Linked DNA regions of Homo sapiens: region 2 is linked to region 1. Evidence: read pairs that join two places in POLR2A ChIA-PET (ENCODE). Cell type or tissue: OCI-LY7. All regions are shown on one strand. Each heading gives the region's core, and the rest is flanking DNA. Links, peaks and the distances in the headings are about the cores only. Region 1 has its middle 32 kb from the start of SSTR2. Region 2 overlaps SLC39A11 (solute carrier family 39 member 11).

What was found. ChIA-PET counts read pairs that join two places held together with the same protein. Peaks named below come from ENCODE experiments on the same cell type or tissue, not always from the same donor. Only the 100,000 strongest peaks of a DNase experiment are listed, where the experiment ranks them.
Region 2: POLR2A ChIA-PET joins it to region 1 with 8 read pairs; 5 of 35 experiments call an interaction of 5 or more read pairs at or near these places.

What each region holds. Positions count from the first base shown.
Region 1 is chr17:73,127,433-73,137,794 of GRCh38, forward strand. No RefSeq gene overlaps it. Among named protein-coding and RNA genes, the nearest start is that of SSTR2, 32 kb to the right of the region's middle. RefSeq lists an enhancer at 4,490-5,039 and silencers at 4,980-5,049, 10,024-10,224. In OCI-LY7, for the core only: no CTCF peak of the experiment used is centred there; a DNase peak (open chromatin) is centred at 4,969; H3K27ac peaks cover 537 bases.
Region 2 is chr17:73,050,466-73,060,827 of GRCh38, forward strand. The region is part of intron 3 of SLC39A11 (solute carrier family 39 member 11); the gene reads right to left. Among named protein-coding and RNA genes, the nearest start is that of SLC39A11, 37 kb to the right of the region's middle. In OCI-LY7, for the core only: no CTCF peak of the experiment used is centred there; no DNase peak of the experiment used is centred there.

The DNA of each region.
Region 1 (10,362 bases), core at 1,102-9,101:
CTACTCTGCAGGCTCTGTTCTTTTTTTCCCACTCAATATCAGTTTATCCATTTTCCTCTTTCTTGCTTATATTTAATTTGACCAATGATGGCACTCCCAGATAGCACCAATGGGTGATGCTTGGAACTTAACAAATCATTCTTCCTAAAGTAGAAAGCATCTGAAAAGAGAACTTCAGCACCAAGGCCTTTGGCCTCCTCTGCCACCTGCTCAGTGAATCTTTTTTTTTTTTTTTTTTTTTTTGAGACGGAGTCTCGCTGTGTCACTCAGGCTGGAGTGCAGTGGCGTGATCTCAGCTCACTCCTGGGTTCACGCCATTCTCCTGCCTCAGCCTCCCAAGTAGCTGGGACTACAGGTGCCCACCACCATGCCCAGCTAATTTTTCCTATTTTTAGTAGAGATGGGGTTTTACCGTATTAGCCAAGATGGTCTCCATCTCCTGACCTCGTGATCTGCCCACCTCGGCCTCCCAAAGTGCTGGGATTACAGGCGTGAGCCACCACACCCAGCCAACTCAGTGAATCTTAAAATCACTTGGATCACAATCCCAGGGCAAGGATCTCTTTCCTACCCTAGGGGATCCACTGGAGGGATCCATGAGAGGAGATCCGAAGAGACAGGGAGGAAAGAGACTGCTTTCCTCCCACAAAAGCAGTTTCCACAACCTCCCCTGGTCACCTCAACTGGCCCATAACACCTATCACTGCTCCCAAAGCAAAGGCTGCCATACCAAAGGCCTTACATTGGGCCAGGCATGATGGCTCACACCTGTAATCCCAGCGCTTCAAGAGGCTGAGGCGGGGGGATCACCTGAGGTCAGGAGTTCGAGACCAGACTGACCAACATGGCGAAACCCTGTCTCTATTAAAAATACAAAAGTTAGCCGGGTGTGGCGGTGGGCACCTGTAATCCCAGCTACTTGGGAGGCTGAGGCAGGATAATTGCTTGAACCTGGGAGGTGGAGGTTGCAGTGAGCCGAGATCGTGCCACTGCACTCCAGCCTGGGCAACAGAGCAAGACTCTGTCTCAGAAAAAAAAAAAAAAAAGGCCTTACATGGGGCAGATATGAGGTCAGAGCCCAATCCCTGCTGCCAAGGACAGTCTGATTTCACCTCCAGCTACCTTAGGAACAGCAGTGGGAAGGCAGGGCTTCAGGAGACAACCTCCAGAGGCCCAGCCAGGCAGCGAAGGGGATGGAAATGAAACTATAGCATGTGCAGTGGTGGGAACACTGCCTGGAAATCCCAACCCCAGTTCAGATTTGAAGCTTCACTAACTCACTGAGCCAAGTCACGTCACCCTCTGCTTCTTATAATGAATGGAACCCGAGTGAGTCCTAAGCTGCAAAAAATCTGTGATCATAGTATCCCCCAAAATTGAAAACAGACTCAAATCAAACAAATCCTTGTACATAAATGTTCATGCCAGTACTATTCACAACAGGCACAAGGTAGAAGCAACCCAAATGTCCATCAACTGATGAATGGATACACACAATGGGGTCTATCCATACAATAGAATATTATCATTCAGCCATGAAAAGGCATGAAGTGCTGATCCATGCCACAATGCAGATGAACCTCCAGAACATTATGCTCAGTGAAAGAAGCCAGACACCAAACACCACATATTGTATGATTCCATTTGTAAGAAATAGCCAGAATAGGGAACTCTGCAGAAAGAGAAAGCAGATTGGGCTGGGTGCGGTGGCTCAATCCTGTAATCCCAGCACTTTGGGGGGCCAAGATGGGTGGATCACCGAAGGTCAGAAGTTCAAGACCAGCCCAGCCAACATGATGAAACCCCATCTCTACAAAAATACAAAAATTAGCTGGGCATGATGGCAGGTGCCTGTAATCCCAGCTATTCGGGAGGCTGAGGCAGAAGAATCGCTTGAACCCAGGAGGTGGAGGTTGCAGTGAGCCAAGATCATGGCATTGCACTCCAGCCTGGGTGACAGAGTGAGACTCTTCTCAAAAAAAAAAAAAAAAAAAAAAAAAGAGAGAAAGCAGATTGTGGTTGTCAGGGGCTGCCAGAGTGGGGAATAGGTAATGACTGTTTTATGGGTATAGGGTTTTATTTTGGAGTGACTAAAATTTTTTTGGAAAGACATAGAATTTGTACTTGTAGAACATTGCAAATATACTAAATGCCACTGAATTGTTCAATTAAAATGGTTACTTTTATGTTATGTGAATTTCACCTTAATTTTTGTCTTTTTTTCCTTTTTGTGGAGAATGGGATCTCGCTATATTGCCCAGGTAAGTCTCAAACTCCTGGGCTCAAGCTATCCTCCCGCCTCTGCCTCCCTAAAAGCTGGGATTACAGGCATGAGCCACCATGCCCGGCCTCACCTTAATTTATTATTATTAATTTATTAATTTATTTTAGACACAGGGTCTGGCTCCGTCATCCAGGCTAGAATGCAGTGGTGCAATCATAGCTCGTTGCAGCCTTAACTCCTGGACTCAAGGTTATAGGCATGAGCCACGGACCCTGCCCCCTTACTTCATTTTTTTTTTAAGTCTGGTGAGTAGGCTTACAATAGCTGGCTCCGACTGGGTTTCTGCAGAAGCCTCACCTGGGAAGGGTCGTAAGAAGGGCCACTCCCTCTATTTCTATTCTGGAACCCCTGACGCCACTTTTTTTCCCCAAACATAGCTAAATTAAGCTCTTTTCTATTTCTCTAGCAGAATTATATGTCTATTTGTTTACTATCTGCCCAAAAAGGCTAACTCCAAGAGGGTAGTGATTTGTCTGGTTCAACGTAACACCCCACTGTCTAGCCATGGGTGGGCGCTCAATAAATATTTGTGAATGAATAAGTGAATGAAACTATGCAGGTGATCCTGTTTACCTTTTTTTCTTTTTTTAAAAAATAAAAGCTATAAATGTGTTGGTGGGGATGCGAAATGATGTAGCTGCTATGGAAAACTCGATGGAGATTTCTCAAAAAATTAAACATAGAATTGCCATATGATCCAGCAATCCCACTTCTGGATATACCCCCAAAAGAATTGAAAACAGGATCTCAAAGAGATATTTGCACACCTTTGTTCGTTGCAGCATTATTCACAATAGCCAAGAGGTAGAAGCGACTATATGTCCATCCATGGATGAATGGATAAAGAGAATGTGGTCTGTGCTTACAACAGCGTCTTAGCCTTAAAAAGGAGGAAAATCCATCTTATGCTACACCATGGAAAAACCTTGAGAACATTATGCGAAGTGCAATAAGCCAGTCACAGAAGAACAAATACCACACGACGCACCGCTTATATCGAGGCATCCAAAGCAGTCAAGTTTGTAGAAACAAAGTAGAATGGTGATTGCTAGGGGCTGGGGAAGAGGGGGAAAAGGGGAGTTATTTAACGGATATAGAGTTTCAGTTTCGTAATATAAAACATCCTAGAGATCTTTTGCACATGATGTGCATATAGTTACCATTATGGTACTACATACTTAAAAATAGTTACGATGGTAAATTCTACATTATGTGTTTTTACAATTTTATGAAGCTATAGACACACGTATACATGAATGTATAATTATACATCTTTAATTTTTTTGTGTTCTTAAACCAGCCTGTGAGAGGGTAGCTGAACCCGTGAGAGCTCTGCTGCCTGGTTTTGAGTAGGGACTATCCTGGTGGGTGAGGCTTTGGACAGCAATGCCCTTGAGGAGAGCTGGGCTCCATATCCTGTCTCCAGGAACTCATCAGCACAGATTGGAAAAGTTTATATGGCTAGATGAAGTTGCAGGGGGACCATCTGAATAGGCTCATGAAGCAGGAGTCATTAACAAGAAAAGTCAGCTCAAGCGCTCTTTGCCAAGAACTGGCTGTACAAAACTCAGTCCAGAAAATATCAACCTTAATTACAAAGTGGGTCTCTCCTGGAGGGCAGTGCTCCTCCCCCGACCCCAAGAACTGGGTTGGAGCCATGGGGGGCAGGGTGGGTGCTAAACTGCACTAGTTGAAACTTTTTTTTTTTTTTAATGGAAGCAAGTTTATTAAGAAAGTAAAGGAATAAAGATTGGCTACTCCATAGGCAGAGCAGCCTGAAACTTCCAAAGAAAGGGAGAAAGAAGGAGTGAACTGGGCCCTCCTAAACGCTAGTGCAAGATTTGGTATACTACAACTCACAGGCCAAGTCTGGTTATGCCTGTTTTTATAAATAAAGTTTTATTGGGGCTGGGCACTGTGGCTCACTCCTGTAATCCCAGCACTTTGGGAGGCCAAGGCGGACAGATCACTTGAGGTCAGGAGTTTGAGACCAGCCTGGCCAACGTGGGGAAACCCCGTCTCTACTAAAAATATAAAAATTAGCTAGGCATGGTGGCGGGCACCTGTAATCCCAGCTACTAGGGAGACTGAGGCAGGAGAATTGCTTGAACCCGGGAGGCAGAGATTTCAGTGAGCCGAGATGGCGCCACTGCACTCCAGCCTGGGTGACAGAGCGAGACTCCAACTCAAAAAAAAAAAAAAAGTTTTATGGGAACCTAGTTATGGCCCATCATTGATGCATTGATTTATCATCTATGGCTGTTTCTTCTACAATAGAGCTGAGTAGTTGTGACAGAAGCTGTATAGCCCACAAAGCAGAAGATATTTACTCTCCGACCATTTACAGAAGAAGTTTGCCAACCCCCGATCTAGGGAAAGAAAACGGTGTCCTGTGTAGGGAAGGACATAATGCTTCGCTCCTTATTCAAGGGCCAGTAAATCCCGTTCCCTTTTGTTTTCTCCTGCTGTTCTGCATCCTAGCGCAATCAATTCCCAATTGTGTATGAAGTGCCACGGAAAATCCCCAGCGGCGGTTAATGCAAAAGCATTTATAATTGGTTTCAGATGCTAATAGGAATCATCTATCTCTCACTACTTCCCCCAGCAGATTTACCTTCTTAATCATGTGTGACTTAGGCTGATGTCAAGATGCATCTGCACTCCCAGAGCACCCCCTACACCCACCAGCTGCAAGGCAGAAAGGCAGGGGTGAATGCAGAAGTGATCTAAAGTGGCGGGCGCGGGGGGAGGGCGCACACCAAAAAAAACGGGTGGCATTACCCTGTGAGGAAGCACAGGGCCCAGCCAAAGCTGCAATACAAATAAGAAATAAGGGTTCTCTCTAGAACGGTTACTCTTAAACTGCTCTACCATTTTCACGGCCTCTCTCTGTCCATCATGGCAGCTCCTGGGGTTGTTGCTTGCAGAGCTGTGTAGCCTGCTGATAGCATTATGGTCAGTGGGCAGACCAGGGGAGGACTCTCTAGGATCCCCCAGCTGGTGCCAGGGAGAGGCATGGGAGGGGTTGAAACTAACTCTCCATCCAAAGACTCTAAAGATGGGTAGGGTCAATCGGCCTCTCAGGAGATGCTGAAGACTACTTCTTATGGGTTGTGGGCCATGGCCTCAGAATTTAGGAAGTTTACAAACAAGGCAGAGAGACCACAGAACATCAAATACTACTACAAGAGCTAATCAAAGAAAGAGAGAGAGAAATGGCTGGGCGCAGTAGCTCAGGCCTATAATCCCAGCACTTTGGGAGGCTGAGGTAGATGAATAGCTTCAGCCCAGGAGTTCAAGACTAGCCTGGGCAACATGGCAAGACTCTGTTTCTACTAAAAATACAAAAATTAGCCAGACCTGGTGTCACACACCTGTAGTCCCAGCTACTTGGGACGCTGAGGTGGGAAGATCAACTTGAGCCCAGGAGATCAAGGATGCAGTTAGCTGTGATCACGCTACTGCACTCCAGCATGGGTGACAGAGCAAGACCCTATCTCAAAAAAAAAAAAAAAAAAAAAAAGAGAGAGAGAGAGAGAAAGAGGGTAAACAGAAGACCTGTGCCAATGCAGTCAACAAGAAATTGCCAACTAAGTCACCTCAAACCTTTTATAGAACAAAAGAAGGTATAAGTATTTCTTTCTCATAAGGGCCAAGAAAGAAATATAGACACATACAATGAATTCAGAGGTAGGAGAGATGGCTCCAGCCAGACTGGCCCCAGAGGGCTTTCTAGAGAAGCAAGCACATGGCCCAGATCTCAGGGTGAGCAAGACGCCTCCTGTGGCCACTCAAGATGGTCAGAGTCCATCAACCCTGTCACAGGTTCCAAAGCACCCCTGTCAGAAGTTGTTCTGCATGGACCCTCCAGCCTCTTCTCCATCAGAGCTTTCTAGGCCAAAGAGTAGGAGCAGCAGCCATAGAACCAGTCAAGGAGCTCTGAGCCTCCTCCAGGCCCAGCTCTGTACAGGGGGGTTTTTTGGTTAATCCTCAAATAACCCCATAGTGTAAGTTTAACCCCTATTCCTAGAACAATACCCAGCATATAATAAGCTCTCCGGGAATCAGTATTTGTTTATTCATTAACTATATTTTTATTATGTTGAATAACTCCCCATCTTACAGATGGGGAAGGGGTAGAATTGCTAGATTTAGCAAACAAACAAAAAAACAGGACACTTCATTAAATTTAAATTTAAGATAAATAACAATATTTTAGTATAAGCATTGGAACACTGGGTGTCCTGTATTTTACTTAGTAACCCTAGGAAGCAGGGGATAGGGTGAGGAGCTGCAGCTCAAAGAGGTTTTGAATTTGCCTGAGGTCATCATGGGTAGGAAATGCCAAAAACAAATTCAAGCCCTGGTAGTCAAGCTCTAGAGCAAGTCTGATGGGCCTCTACACTGTCCCAGGCTGCTTCTCCCTTCTTGCCACTCCCACAGCCCTTTGACTACAACACTTTGACTACCTCACTCTTGCAATTTAACACATTGCAAGAAGGTAGTTGACAGTGCACATGTTGGTTTCCTCCCTTAGAAGATAAACTCTAATTCTCTGTAACTGCTTGGGATGGAGGCAGCTAATTGTCTTTGGGAATCTACTCTCTTCATCATCCTCCATTAAAGACACTCCAGTTCTTAGCTGGGCACATGGCTACTGGGATAAAGACTGTATTTTCCAGCATCCCTTGTAGCTACGCATGGTCATGTGACTAAGCGCTAACCAGGAAGTATCCTAAAAGGAGGAAGCATGCCCTTCTCTGCTTCCTGTTTCCTGCTGGCTGGGATGCGGAATAACGGCTGCTGCTATAGCAGCCCCTCTTGGACCACAAGGGACCTTGGGGGTGAAAGCAACCCCTACCAGAGCAATAAAACAGGAGAATCCTGGGTCACTAACAGTATTTAAAGCAATATCAGCCCTGGACTACTTGTAGGCTTTTTTCTAACTTAAGCCACTATTATTTGGGGCTTTCTATTACTTGGAGTTGAATATAATTGTAAGTTATGCATGACCTCAGCACCTAGAGTAGCCTGAAAGGGATTCAGGGAAGGTTTGCTGAAAGGATACCATTTCATAACCGAACAGTATCCTGCATTCCAGATTCTGGCCCAAAAACTCCCACCTCCCCCTAACCTCATATAAAACCTCAATTAAAATGCACGGCTAGAAACCTCACAAAATCCTTGACCTAAATATATCTGTATGTATGTGCTTTGATATTCCTGTGTGGAAGGGGAAGATGGCTGGAAAAAGTATTTTCTTTCTCTTAGGTATCCCCCAGACACAGATTTCAATAGTGGTGCAAGGCTGACCTAAGAGTTATTAATGATATGCTATTGGACTAAATGAGCTAGAATCACAGCAACATGGAAAATCAAGACTTCCTGCTATTATGTAAATGTACCGCCATTTGGGAAAATAACTCAGTATGAGATTCATTATAAATAATGTTTTCATCCCAACCTTCATGGCTTTTGGAAACTTCAATATATGACCCAATTTATTAACTAAAACAAGATCCCTCTCCAATCCTTTTAAATGACTTCTATAAAATTTTAAGCTTAGATCATCCATGCAAATATCTTACATTATTAGCTATGCAAATATTTTGTATTATTTTTAAAAGCCCAAAGCTTCTGAAAAACTCTCTTAATCCTGGATGTATTTCCTGATCCTACAATCATTTTATAGTATAAAGACACTACTGGGGCTGGGGGAAGTGGCTCACACCTGTAATCCCAACACTTTGGGAGGCCAAGGCAGGCAGATCACTTGAGGTCAGGAGTTCGCAACCAGCCTGGCCAACATGGTGAAACCCCAACTCTACTAAAAATATAAAAATTAGCCAGGCGTGGTGGTGGGCACCTGTAGTCCCAGCTACTTGGGAGGCTGAGGCAGGAGAATCGCTTGAACCCAGGAGGTGGAGGTTGCAGTGAACCGAGATTGTGCCACTGCACTCCAGCCTGGGCAACAAAGCGAGACTGTCAAAAACAAAAACAAAAACAAAACAAACAAACAAACAAAAGACACTATTGGATTAAAGGTATACATAGTAAATATATAGAAATCAATGTAACGTGTACATCCATCAGAAATTTTACTTGCATTTAATAAAAACTAATTCTGACTTATTGAAATGGAAATAAAATTTATTAAATGGTTGAGTCAGTTGCAGACCTCTCAGGAGGAACAGAACGACCACACAGCGGTAAACAGTCAGATGAAATCCCATAATTGCACCATAGAACTAACCCAGTGAGGACAGTGGTGTTGCAACCCTGAGGGTGTCAGTGCTTCAGGCTGTGTCAGTACTGAGACCCCTCGATACTGTTTCCAGAATCATTGCCATGTGTCTTCCAGATTTGGACACAACCACTGCTTCTGCCACCCTCACAAAAATGCATTATTATTATTATTATTATTATTATTATTTTGGAGATGGAGTCTCCCTCTGTCACCCAGGCTGGAGTGCAGTGGCACGATCTCAGCTCACTGGAACCTCTGCCTCCTGGCTTCAAGTGATTCTCCTGCCTCAGCCTCCCAGGTACCTGGGATTACAGGCACCCGCCACCAAGCCTGGCTAATTTTTGTATTTTTAGTAGAGACGTTTTTCCGTGTGGTCCAGGCTGGTCTCAAACTCCTGACCTCAGGTGATCCACCCTCCTCAGCCTCCTAAAGTGCTAGGATTACAGGTATGAGCCACTGCACCTGGCCCAGGAATAGATTCCTTGTGGCCGCTGCTTCTTTCTGTCACCAGCTTCTCATCCAAAGCCATGTGCAGGTGCATGTGATTTGCATTTCTAAGCTCATGCATCCCGGTCCATTTGCAAAGGAGGCTGGGAAGTCTGATACCTGGTTATTCCAGAGGTGAGCTCTATCTCATAAGATAGGAAATTCCCCATAAGATGATTCCTATGGTGGGCAACCAAAAAAGACAAATATTCACTACAATGCAATTTGACTGTCGTTTTGTCATGATGGCAATGTGATCCAAACTACTGCCCCTGTGTTTTCCCTAAGGATTCCTAATTCCTAAACACCCTGAACTGGCTTTATGAACACTTTATTTTTTCCACAATTCGAGTTTCCTCTAGTTCGTGGGTTTTCGTTCTCTCTTTTTTTTTTTTTTCCTTGAGATGGAGTCTCACTCTGTCACACAGGCTAGAGTGCAGTGGCACGATCTAGGCTCGCTGCAACCTCCACTTTCCAGGTTCAAGCCATTCTCCTGCCTCAGCCTCCCGAGTAGCTGGGATTACAGGTACCCACCACCACGCCCAGCTAATCTTTGTATTTTTAGTAGAAATGGGGTTTTGCCATGTTGGCCAGGTTGGTCTCGAACTCCTGACCTCAGGTGATCTGCCCACCTCGGCCTCCCAAAGTGCTGGGATTATAGGCTTGAGCCACTGCACCCGGCACCTTCAAATTTGTTTCCAATTAATTATTCCCAGCTCCGTCTACAGAATAGGGACAAATTAAAAACAACCTTAATGTCCACCAATTCATTAAAACAAATTAGGGACAATTACAAAGTTATTTGTATACCAAGCGGAAGATATAAATACATACCTGGTTATTGTAATGACTGCAAATTTAAAAAATTAGTGAGGCATTGCCAAAACAGTAAAGCAGGAATAATTGATTTAAAGTGAGTTGGGAATTTTTTTTTAACTATCCCCATCTCCTCATCTACTGAACATTAAGATTCTTATATTTTATTGTTTTTTCCCTACTGTTATACATTTTTGGTTATTTTCCTATTGCAAAAGCAATGTGTGCATATACAGACAGCAAGATTAATATAAAAATGTCTGTAATCTCACCACCCAGTGACAAGTAGCCTTATCTCCAGGACAGTAGCTTTGAGCATAGGCTTTGGGGTTAAACTGCCACATCTGGGTTGGGCGTGGTGGCTCACACCTCTAAGCGCAGCACTTTGGGAGGCCAAGGCAGGCAAATCACCTGAGTTCAGGAATTCAACCCCAAAATATATAACAGTAGGGAGAAAACATTAAAATACAAGAATCTAAATTTTGAGTAGATGAGATGGGGATAGTTAAAAAAAAATTCCAACTCACTT
Region 2 (10,362 bases), core at 1,070-9,069, 77 kb before region 1:
TTTTTTTTTTTTTTTTGAGACACAGTTTCACTCTGTCGCCCAGGCTGGAGTGCAGTGGCTCAATCTTGGCTCACTGCAACCTCTGCCTCCCGAGTTCAAGTAGTTCTCATGCCTCAGCCTCCCAAGTAGCTGGGACTGCAGGCACGCACCACCACACCCAGCGAATTTTTATATTTTTTACTAGAGACAGGGTTTCACCATGTTGGCCAGGCTGGTCTTGAACTCTTGACCTCAAGTGATCCGCCCATCTCGGCCTCCCAAAGTGCTGGGATTACAGGCGTGAGCCACCATGCCTGGCCTGACTTGCATTTTTAAAGCTCTCTTCTGGGGATGGGGGAGGTGAAAGGGAAGGGATGGAGTGGGCAAGAGCAGAGAGACCAGCAGAAAGGCCCCTTGAGGGGCATGGACCAGTGTCATCAGTGCAGGTGAGGAAAGATGATCCAATTCGGGATGTATTTTGGAGGGAGGGATTACAGGGCTTGTCAATGGAAGAATAAGGCAAGATCCAGTAAAAGAGAATGTATTGGTTTCCTGGAGCTGCTATAACAAAAGACTGCAAACTGAGTGGCTTATAACAACAGAAATTCATTCTCTCACGGTTCTAGAAGTTAGAAATGCAAAATCAAGGTGTCAGCTGGGCCACGCTCCCTCTAAAGGCTCTTGGGAAGAAAGCTTCCCTGCCTCTAGTGGCTGCCAGAAGCCCTCGGTGTTCCTTGACTTGTGGATACATCACTCCAGTCACCCGGCCACCCTCACCTGTCTGTTTGTCTGTGTCCCTCTTCTTATAAGGACACCAGTCCTAATGTGGTATGACCTCATCTTAACTTGATTAAATTTCCATGACAGTAACTTGTTTATATCCACAAAGACCCCATTTCCGAGCCCTAAAAAGACCTGTGAAGGTCACATTCACAGGTTCTGTGCAGACAGGAATTTGCAGGGTGAGGACATTTTCCAACCCAAGGCAGACAGGAATCCAGATGACTCAGGTTTGGGGACTGTGCAACTTGGTAGAAGGTGGCAGCCTTGACTGAGAAGAGACACAGTGAAGGAGGACAGGTTAGGAGGTGAGGATGGAATAGGAAGTGAGGGGGAGCCGTCAAGAGTTCAGGCCAGTCGCCGTGGTTCAGGCCTGTAATCCCGGCACTTTGGGAGGCCGAGGCGGGCGGATCACCTGAGGTCAGGAGTTCGAGACCAGCCCGGCCAACATGGTGAAACCCTGTGTCTACAAAAAATACAAAAATTAGCCAGGTGTGGTGGCATGTGCCTATAATCCCAACTACTCAGGTGGCTGAGACCAAAGAATCGCTTGAACCCAGGAAGTGGAGGTTGCAGTCAGCTGAGATCTCGCCACTGTACTGCAGCCTGGGTGACAAAGCGAGATTCCATCTCAAAAGCAAAAAGCAAAAAGTTTGTTGGTGCCAGAGGGAATGTCGAAACTCATCTGTAATGGAAGAAAAATCAAAGAAAATGTATCATCAGGCTTAGGACACTGATTCAGACCCGTGTCACCTCTATGGGCCTCAGTTTTGTCAGCTGTAAAATTGGAATAACCATCCCCAGCTCCATCAAGTGGTCGTGAAGACAAAATGAGCTCATCTGTGTTCTAGGCACTCAACATGTTGGCTATTTCTAATACAAGGTGCCCCGTTTTTTACCGAGTGTTAAGTGCAAGCCCCCCAGTGTTGCTGACAGAGACCAAATCAACCCCAGAAAAAAAAAAGAAGAAAGCCTCTCAGAGGGAATCTGGAGAATCCAGGGGGACAACATTTATAACAAGAAAAACCTCTCATTATTATCAGACAGATAAGGATGCATGAAATAAACCCATAAAGACAGGATGCTAGAGGGGAAAAAAAAAACAGGAAGACTAAGAGAGTTTTCAAAACCTAAAACTGCAAAAACAACCGAAAACACTTTGCTCTTTTTATGGAATCAATGAAATTTTCCACCACGCAGAACAAAGCAGCAAACAGATGATAAAATAAAGAGCGAAAAGAGAGGAGAGTGAGAGATTAAGTCCAGGAAGGCCAGTAGCCAACTAATAAGACTAATAAAGAGAGGACAGAGGACCAGCCAGGGGAACTATTAAAGGCATATAAAATAACATTTACCAGAACTCAGGGACACTGGCTTCCAAACTGAGAAACTGCAGAACACATTTATTTAGAAATGTGGGAGAAAATGTCTCAAAAAGCAGACAAAAGTGGTTACTACTGGAAAAGAGGGCAGGACCATGGAAGGTGAGGTAGAGAATTAGTGGTTTTATTCCTGCCCAAGCTGCAGTCACAGTGGCACAATCTTGGCTCACTGCAACCTCCACCTCCCGGGTTCAAGCAATTCTCCTGCCTCTGCCTCCCGAGTAGCTGGAATTACAGGAGCGTGCCATCATGCCTGGCTAATTTTTGCATTTTTAGTAGAGACAAGGTTTCACCATGTTGGCCAGGCTGGTCTCGAACTCCTGACCTCAGGTGATCAGCCTGCCTCAGCCTCCCAAAGTGCTGGGATTATAGGCATGAGCCACTGAGCCTGGCCAACCTAATGTTTAAAAACATGTTCTTTCACTTAATGTATTCTAATCTTTTTCTTGTTATGTTGGTGGTTACATATTACTCCATCACATGAGCTGAGATGAGTTCACTCCAGTGAGACGGAGGCTACAGTGAGCCAAGATTGTGCCAATGCATTCCAGCCTGGGCAACAGAGCGCGACCCCATCTCAAACAAAACAACAACAGAAACAACCATTATGTATGGTATGAGCCCATTTGATTTTCTTTTTTTTTTTTAATTATATATGAAGAAAAAACGATAGAAGATTGATACTACTGAGAAGAAAGTTTATAGGAGTCTGTATGGAGAAGTTAATCAACTAGGGATAAAAGAGGTAAGTAGTAACCCTGAGGGCCACATACTAGAGGAAAACTGATACCCACAGTCGCAGACTTACATCAAACCCAAACAGCTCATGTGTCTCCCACCCATTTTATATGAATAGTCATCAACATGTATTGATGAGCATTTGCTATGTGTCAATTACTGTGTTAAATGCTTGAAATATACTTACTCATTTCATCTGTACAGCAATCCTATACAGGAGACAGTACTATCATCTCCATTTTACAAATGGGGAAACTCAGGCTTACAAAGTCTAGCTAACTAGCCCGAGCTCCCACAACTAGTGATTAGCGAAACCAGGATCAAACCCAAGCAAGGTGACCCCAGGATTCTTTATAATGCCAGAATACATGTCCACTAATAAAAAAGGGCTCCAGCCCATGGTGCCGACCGCCCCCTGCCCTGAGCTCACCCCACGCAGCTGATGGTTTGAGACATTTCCTGGCATGACTGCATCCTGAGATGTTCATCATAATTAAAACGTGGGGAAATTTTCAAACTGCTTCAGAGATGTAATGAGTTTACATTCAATTAGTTTCTTCCTTCATTGGGAGAATCAGAAAGACTGATTTCCGTATAGACTCAGCAGGGAGGATTTCTTGCTGCCTATTTTGAGATTTCATTCTGATGTTCCAGTAATATAAATCAGCACACATGGGGGGTCTGGAAAAATCAAGCTGAGCTGAGAGGCAGCCAACCCCAAAGAAAATCTCTAATGCGGGCCAGGTGTGGTGGCTCATGCCTGTAATCCCAGCACTTTGGGAGGCCGAGGTGGGTGGACCACACAGTCCGGAGTTCGAGACCAGCCTGACCACATGGTGAAACCCCGTGTCTACTAAAAATACAAAAATTAGCTGGGTTTGGTAGCGCATGCCTGTAGTCCCAGCTACTCAGGAGGCTGAGGCAGGAGAATCTCTTGAACCCGGGAGGCGGAGGTTGCAGTGAGCCAAGATCGCCACTGCACTCCAGCCTGGGAGCTGGACCAAGACTCCATCTCGAAAAAAACAAAAAAACAAAAAAAAAAACTCTAATGCACACGCCACATTTATTCAACATTCACTTTAAAAATATTTTTGGATGCCAACTATGTTCTAGGCCCTGTAATAAGGACCAAGGCTCAACAGTGAAAGAGACCGCCTCTGCCCTCAAGGTGCTTCTAGTTTGGGGAGGAAAGAAGACAAACAATTAGAATCCAGAGACAGTGGGAGGCCCAGGCAGGTGGATCACTTGAGGTCAGGAGTTCGAAACTGGCCTGGCCAACATGGTGAAACCCCATCTCTACTAAAAACACAAAAATTAGTCAGGTATGGTGGCATGTGCCTATAATCCCAACTACTCAGGAGGCTGAGGCAAGAGAATCGCTTGAACCTGAGAGGCACAGGTTGCAGTGAGCCAAGATCGTGCCATTGCACTCCAGCCTGGGTGACAGAGCAAGATTCCGTCTCAAAAAAAAAAAAAAAAAGAATTTAGAGACAAGTGCTGGGGAGAGCTGCAGATGCTTATCAAGGGGCTTATCAATCCCATCGTGGAGGGGGCTCAGAAATTAAGAAGCAAAAAAATCTCCTTAAGAAACAAAGACTCGATGACAAGGATCTGGAAGGGATCAGGGTCCAGAAGAGAAGGGCAGAGCAAGTGAACCCCAAGGGCTTTGGGAGCCAGGTCCATGATGAGGTCATATGCTGGAGTAAATGACAAGCAAACTCTCCCTTCACCAGCTGTCAACAATGCACCTCCCAATCCAACCTGCATGATGCCAGGAGTGTCCCTGTCCCAAGCCAGTTGGCTGCTGGCTGTCTCTGGAAGAGAAGGGCTCTTCTGGGGAGTCGAGGGGGGATATGAAATGAATTCCCGTTAGAGTGCTCCACATTCATTCATGCGTGACATTGGGGTGGGGCAGAGGGGAGTTCATGCACATATTTGGGCACATTAAGGCTCTCAAAGGAAGCAGAGGTCCACAGGAGGTAGGACCTGTTTAAGCCTGAGGATGTCTGCACAATTGAGTCTCACCCGGCAACTGCAACCTGGCCTGGGACATAGACTAACTGAAAGCCTAGCTTAGGAGTACACTTTTTTTTCTTTTTTTTTTTTAGAGAGGGTCTCACTCAGTTGCCCAGGCTGGAGTGCAGTGGTACAATCACAGCTCACTGCAGCCTCAACCTCCCGGGCTCAAGCAATCCTCTCACCTCACCCTCCCGATTAGCTAGGACGACAGGCACATTGCCACCATGGCTGGATAATTTGTGTATGTAGAAATGAGGGAAGGCGGGTAGGGGGCGAGGGGCAGGGGTGGAGGGGAGCGGAGACCTCCCTATGTTGCCCAGGTTGGTCTTGAACTCCTGGGCTCAAACGATTCTCCTGCCTCAACCTCTGAAAGTGCTGGGATTAGTAAGCCACCAAATCTTAATCAATCATAGCAGCTGAGCGTCAGTCAATCATAGGCAGCCAGCTGGTTCAAATAAGGCAAAACACCAGGCTGTAACCAATTAGGCTATCTCTGTGCAGCCCTTCCATCTTCTGTCCATAAATGTCCCCTGACCACGTTGCAGCCCTGGGCTTCTCAAGCCATTCCGGTTCTGTGGGCTGCCTGATTTTTGAATCGTAAATAAAGGTCAATTAAGATCTTTAAATTTGCTGTAATTGTCTTTCTGATACTTTTGGTGCCCACTATGGGGCACAGAGGACACTGCTGGCAACTCCCAAGGCCCCTGGAGGGCACAGGAGAGGCACCGCTGGCCCCGTGAGGTCCCATCTTCCCCACAGAGCCCCGAGGGTGGTGAATGCCTCTCAGATTGGACTCTGGTTTTTTGTTTGTTTGTTTTTTTTTGAGACGGAGTCTCGCTCTGTCACCCAGGCTGGAGTACAGTGGAATAATCTTGGCTCAATGTAACCTCCACCTCCCTGGTTCAAGCAATTCTCCTGCCTCAGCCTCCCGAGTAGCTGGGACTATAGGCGCCATCCACCATGCCTAGCTAATTTTTGTATTTTTAGTGGAGACGGGGTTTCACCATGTTGGCCAGGCTGGTCTGGAACTCCTGACCTCAAGTGATCCACCCGCCTCGGCCTCCCAAAATGCTGAGTTTACAGGCATGAGCCACCGCACCCGGCTGGACTCTGCTCTTTTTACATTGAGTCCCTGATCTTTTTTTGGCTTTTGCATCCAGGATTAGATTGTGCTGGATGAGAGCACGTGAGCTTCTGGGATCTGTGGTGGCTGGCAAGTCACTGGCAAAAGTCAAAGTCATGACAAAGACGGGACTGAGTCCTGTAGGGAGGCCTCAGGTGCCTGCCTGGGTCAAACAAGCTGGCTTGGATCTGGTAGGTGGGGAAGGTTACGAGAAGACAGGGAGTCATGGGTTCACCTGGATCCAAGGGGTCTCCATGAATCTATCCTCCTATCTACTCCTCTAACTGGAACTCCTGCCAATTTCATGTACAAGAACTATGAACCCAGAACCTGTGCTTTTCTAGAGAAAGAGAGAACTTTACCAAGAAGACTTACAGTGGCCACAGTGGGGAAGCTTTAAACTATATTTAATTTTTATTTGTGAGGCACATTAGAAAAGGAAGAATCAAAACACCCCAAAAAACAATGGGATGCATTTTTTTTCTTTTCCTGAGACACAGTCTTGCTCTGTCACCAAGGCTGGAGTGCAGCGGTATGATTTCAACTCACTGCAACCTCTGCCTCCTGAGCTCAATTGATCCTCCCTGCCTCAGCCTCCTGAGTACAGGCACCTGCAACCATGCCCAGTTAATTTTTTGTGGGAGATGTATATACATGTATATCAAGATGGGGTTTCGCCATGTTGTCCAGGCTGGTCTTGAACTCCTGGGCTCAAGCCACGCACCCGCCTTGTCCTCCCAAAGTGCTGGGATTACAGCAGGGGCCGCTGCACCTGGCCAGGATGCACTTTTAACTGGTTTGCAGGGGCATCTAAATGATTAAATGAATCAAACATTGCCTCTTTTAATAGATTCTTTATAAAAGGCAAATAGAAAGCTTAAGTGACTCATTGATGAGAAAAAATATTTTATGTTGACTGACAATTCTGACCGCACCTTTTCTCTATCTTTCTATCCTCCTCTGCCTAGTCTGAATTTACTTTTTCTCTTAGTAACCTTCCAATCTTAAAAACAAAAACAAATAAAAGTGATTTATAAAAGTTAAGCTCTCAGATCAACGAGGTCTGCTTCTTTAGCCACTTTTATGGTTTGGTGAAAATCTTAAATTCAGCCCTGTTCATAATGGGTTTCCACCTGAATTCAGTAATCTAGTTAGAAAATGCAGGCTGAGGCCAGGCGCGGTGGCTCACGCCTGTAATCCTAGCACTTTGGGAGGCCGAGGCGGGCAGATCACTTGAGGTCAGGAGTACGAGACCAGCCTGGCGAACATGGTGAAACCCTGTCTCTACAAAAATACGAAAATTAGCCGGGAACATTGGTAGGTGCCTGTAGTCCCAGCTACTTGGGAGGCTGACGCACAAGAATCGCTTGAACCCCAGAGATGGAGGTTGCAGTGAGCCAAGATCGTGCCACTGCACTCCAGCCTGGGGGACAGAGCAAGACTCTATCTCCAAAAAAAGAAAACACAGGCTGGCTTGGGAAGCTGCCTATCTTTAGTTATTTTAGTTATTTCGTTTTAGACTCTTTTTTTTTTTTTTTTTTGTAAAAGAAATTTACTTCTGTGGGAAAAGTCTCCATTTGTGGGGTGTGTCCCTCTTTGCACCCTAAATCACTAGAAACTTTCAAAATGGAGAAGGTCAAGACTTAACTTTGTTTCACAGGCCTTGCCTTTCACCATTTTGTCTTCACCAGGCTTGCGTGTTTGTTTGTCTTGGCAAATAATACTATTTTGGCCTGAAATCTGGTTATCAGGCTAGCTGACAATCCCTGGGGGCAATAATGAGTAATCGAAGTGTCCTCTGATTTAACCCCCTTGCTAGAATGAAAACAGTCGGGGGATAAAGAAAATATCCGCAGAGTAAATGCGGAAAAGATAGATAGGTCCTTGGAAGAATGGATGATGGGCCAGCTGGGGTGGCCTTCTGATCTCGTCTCCTGTGATAGGAGTTAATCTTGGCCGGGTGCAGTGGCTGACATATGTAACCCCAGCACTTTTGCAGGCCCAGACGGGCAGATCACCTGAGGTCAGGAGTTTGAGACCAGCCTGGCCAACATGGCGAAACCCCCTCTCTACTAAAAATACAACAATTAGCCAGGCATGGTAGCAGGCACCTGTAATACCAGCTCCTAGGGAGAAAGAGGCAAGAGAATTGCTTGAACCTGGGAGGTGGAGGTTGCAGTGAGTCGAGATCGCACCACTGCACTCCAGCCTGGCTGACAGAGCGAAACTCTGTCTCAAAAAAATAAAAAAGGGTTAATCTTCAGAAGACTGACGCAGTTGAGTTCCTTTTGTAGGATCTGTCTTTTGGCAGATGAAAGAGAACTCAGGAGGCCTTGCCCTGTGTTTTGCCTTCAACTCAAAGTAATTAATATACCAAAAATGTGACTACCAAAGCAACACATTTTGGGGTGGCATTCCCTGAATGCTTTCAATGGCTAGTTTTGTTTAGTGAGCAATTAAATAATAACTGTTAAAAAAAAAAGAATAAATTAGGTGAATATGGACAGCATAAAAGTTTATAAATGAATTTGTCATTGTTTCAAAAATCTTTTGCAGCAATTTGGAATTTTAAAGTAATAGATATTTATAAAATGTCTGAGTCATTTCTTAGTTAAAATACTAGAACATTAACTGCTAAACATAAGTTTCAAGTATAAATACTTTGGCATCTTGGTTTTGTACAATATAGAGAAGCTGAATATATTTGGGTTTGTTCATAAACATGAAAACATTGTTCTAGGAGGAAGCACATATTTCTAGAAATTACAAATGTATATTCATGAAATGTTAGTATATAACAGTTTAAAATTGTTTTACTTCTTATGTTTTCACTAGAAATTGAGGTTAGTAACAGTTTAAAATTCTAATCAATATAAGCTAGTGAAAACTGGAAATAAGCCCAGGCATAGTGGCTCACGCCTGTAATCCCAGCACTTTGGGGAGGCTGAGGCAGGCAGATCACCTGAGGTCAGGAGTTCGAGACCAGCCTGACCAACACGGTGAACCCCTGTCTCCACAAAAAATACAAAAATTAGCCGGGCATGGGGGCGGCTGCCACCTCAGGAGGCTGAGACAGGAGAATCACTTGAACCTGGGAAGCTGAGGTTACAGTAAGCCGAGATCGCGCCATTGCACTCCAGCCTGGGCGACAAGACTGAAACTGTCTCCAAAAAAAAAAAAAAACTGGAAATAATATGGGAAACAACTCCATATGCAAGGAAAAAAAAGATATGTTTTTGTTAAGTGAAGCTATGAGGTATGAAATATGTGTCTTTGTTAAGGAAAAAAAGAGTAATTTTCACCCTAACGTAGAATGACAGGTTGCCCCAAAATGAGAAAGAGGGAAGGTATAGATAGGATAAATAAAAAACTGATGGAATATAAGAAGGTTGTAGGAGGTTTGTGGACGGTGAATCATGTGAAAGAAATTTTATTGTGATCAGCAGGGCGTGGTGACTCACCCCTGTAATCCCAGCACTTTGGGAGGCTGAGGCAGGTGGATCACCTGAGGTCAGGAGTTCAAGACCAGCCTGGCCAACATGGTGAAACCTGTCTGTACTAAAAATACAAAAATCGGCCAAGCATGGTGGTGGGTGCCTGTAATCCCAGCTACCTGGGAGGCTAAGGCAGGAGAATTCGCCTGAAGCCGGGAGGCAGAAGTTGCAGTGAGCCGAGATCACGCCACTGCACTCCAGCCTGGGCAACAAGAATGAAACTCCATCTCAAAAAAAAAAAAAAAAAAAAGAAAGAAAAAAGAAAAAAAAAGAAAACAAGGTAAAAAAAAAAAAGTTGGGGGGTTTCTTTACCTTTTAGGAAACTGGCAAAGGAAATGAAGACTGCGTTCTACCAAAATAACTTTTTGTCCTTCACGTTGTCTTTATCAGGTTTTTGATAACTATAGAAAACTATTAAAGAGCTAAGGTTTTTCCTCCAAATATGTTGCTTTTTATATTCACCTTTGAAGTCTTTATCACTCTGGTTAAATTAATGACTATTATTTCATAGTTACTTGTGATCCCATTTTGATGAAATGTTTTAAACCTTGGTGATATTTAAACCAAAATCAAACTCTAAATTTAGTCTTTCTGACCAAGAATTAACTTTGGGATTCTCTTGCTGGGCCCTGAGAAAGCCTCAAAGGATACATCTCTCACCTTGTAAAGGGGAGATATTATACGAATTAGGCTTATTTAGTATACTAAATTATATGGGAAGTACTGTCAAATAATAAGTAATGCTGAACCTTCTTTGAATTTTACTCATATGTGTTCTAGAAAATTGTTTACAATTTTTAGAAATTTGATACGTGATCAGCCATAATTTCAGTTATTATGTTAAATG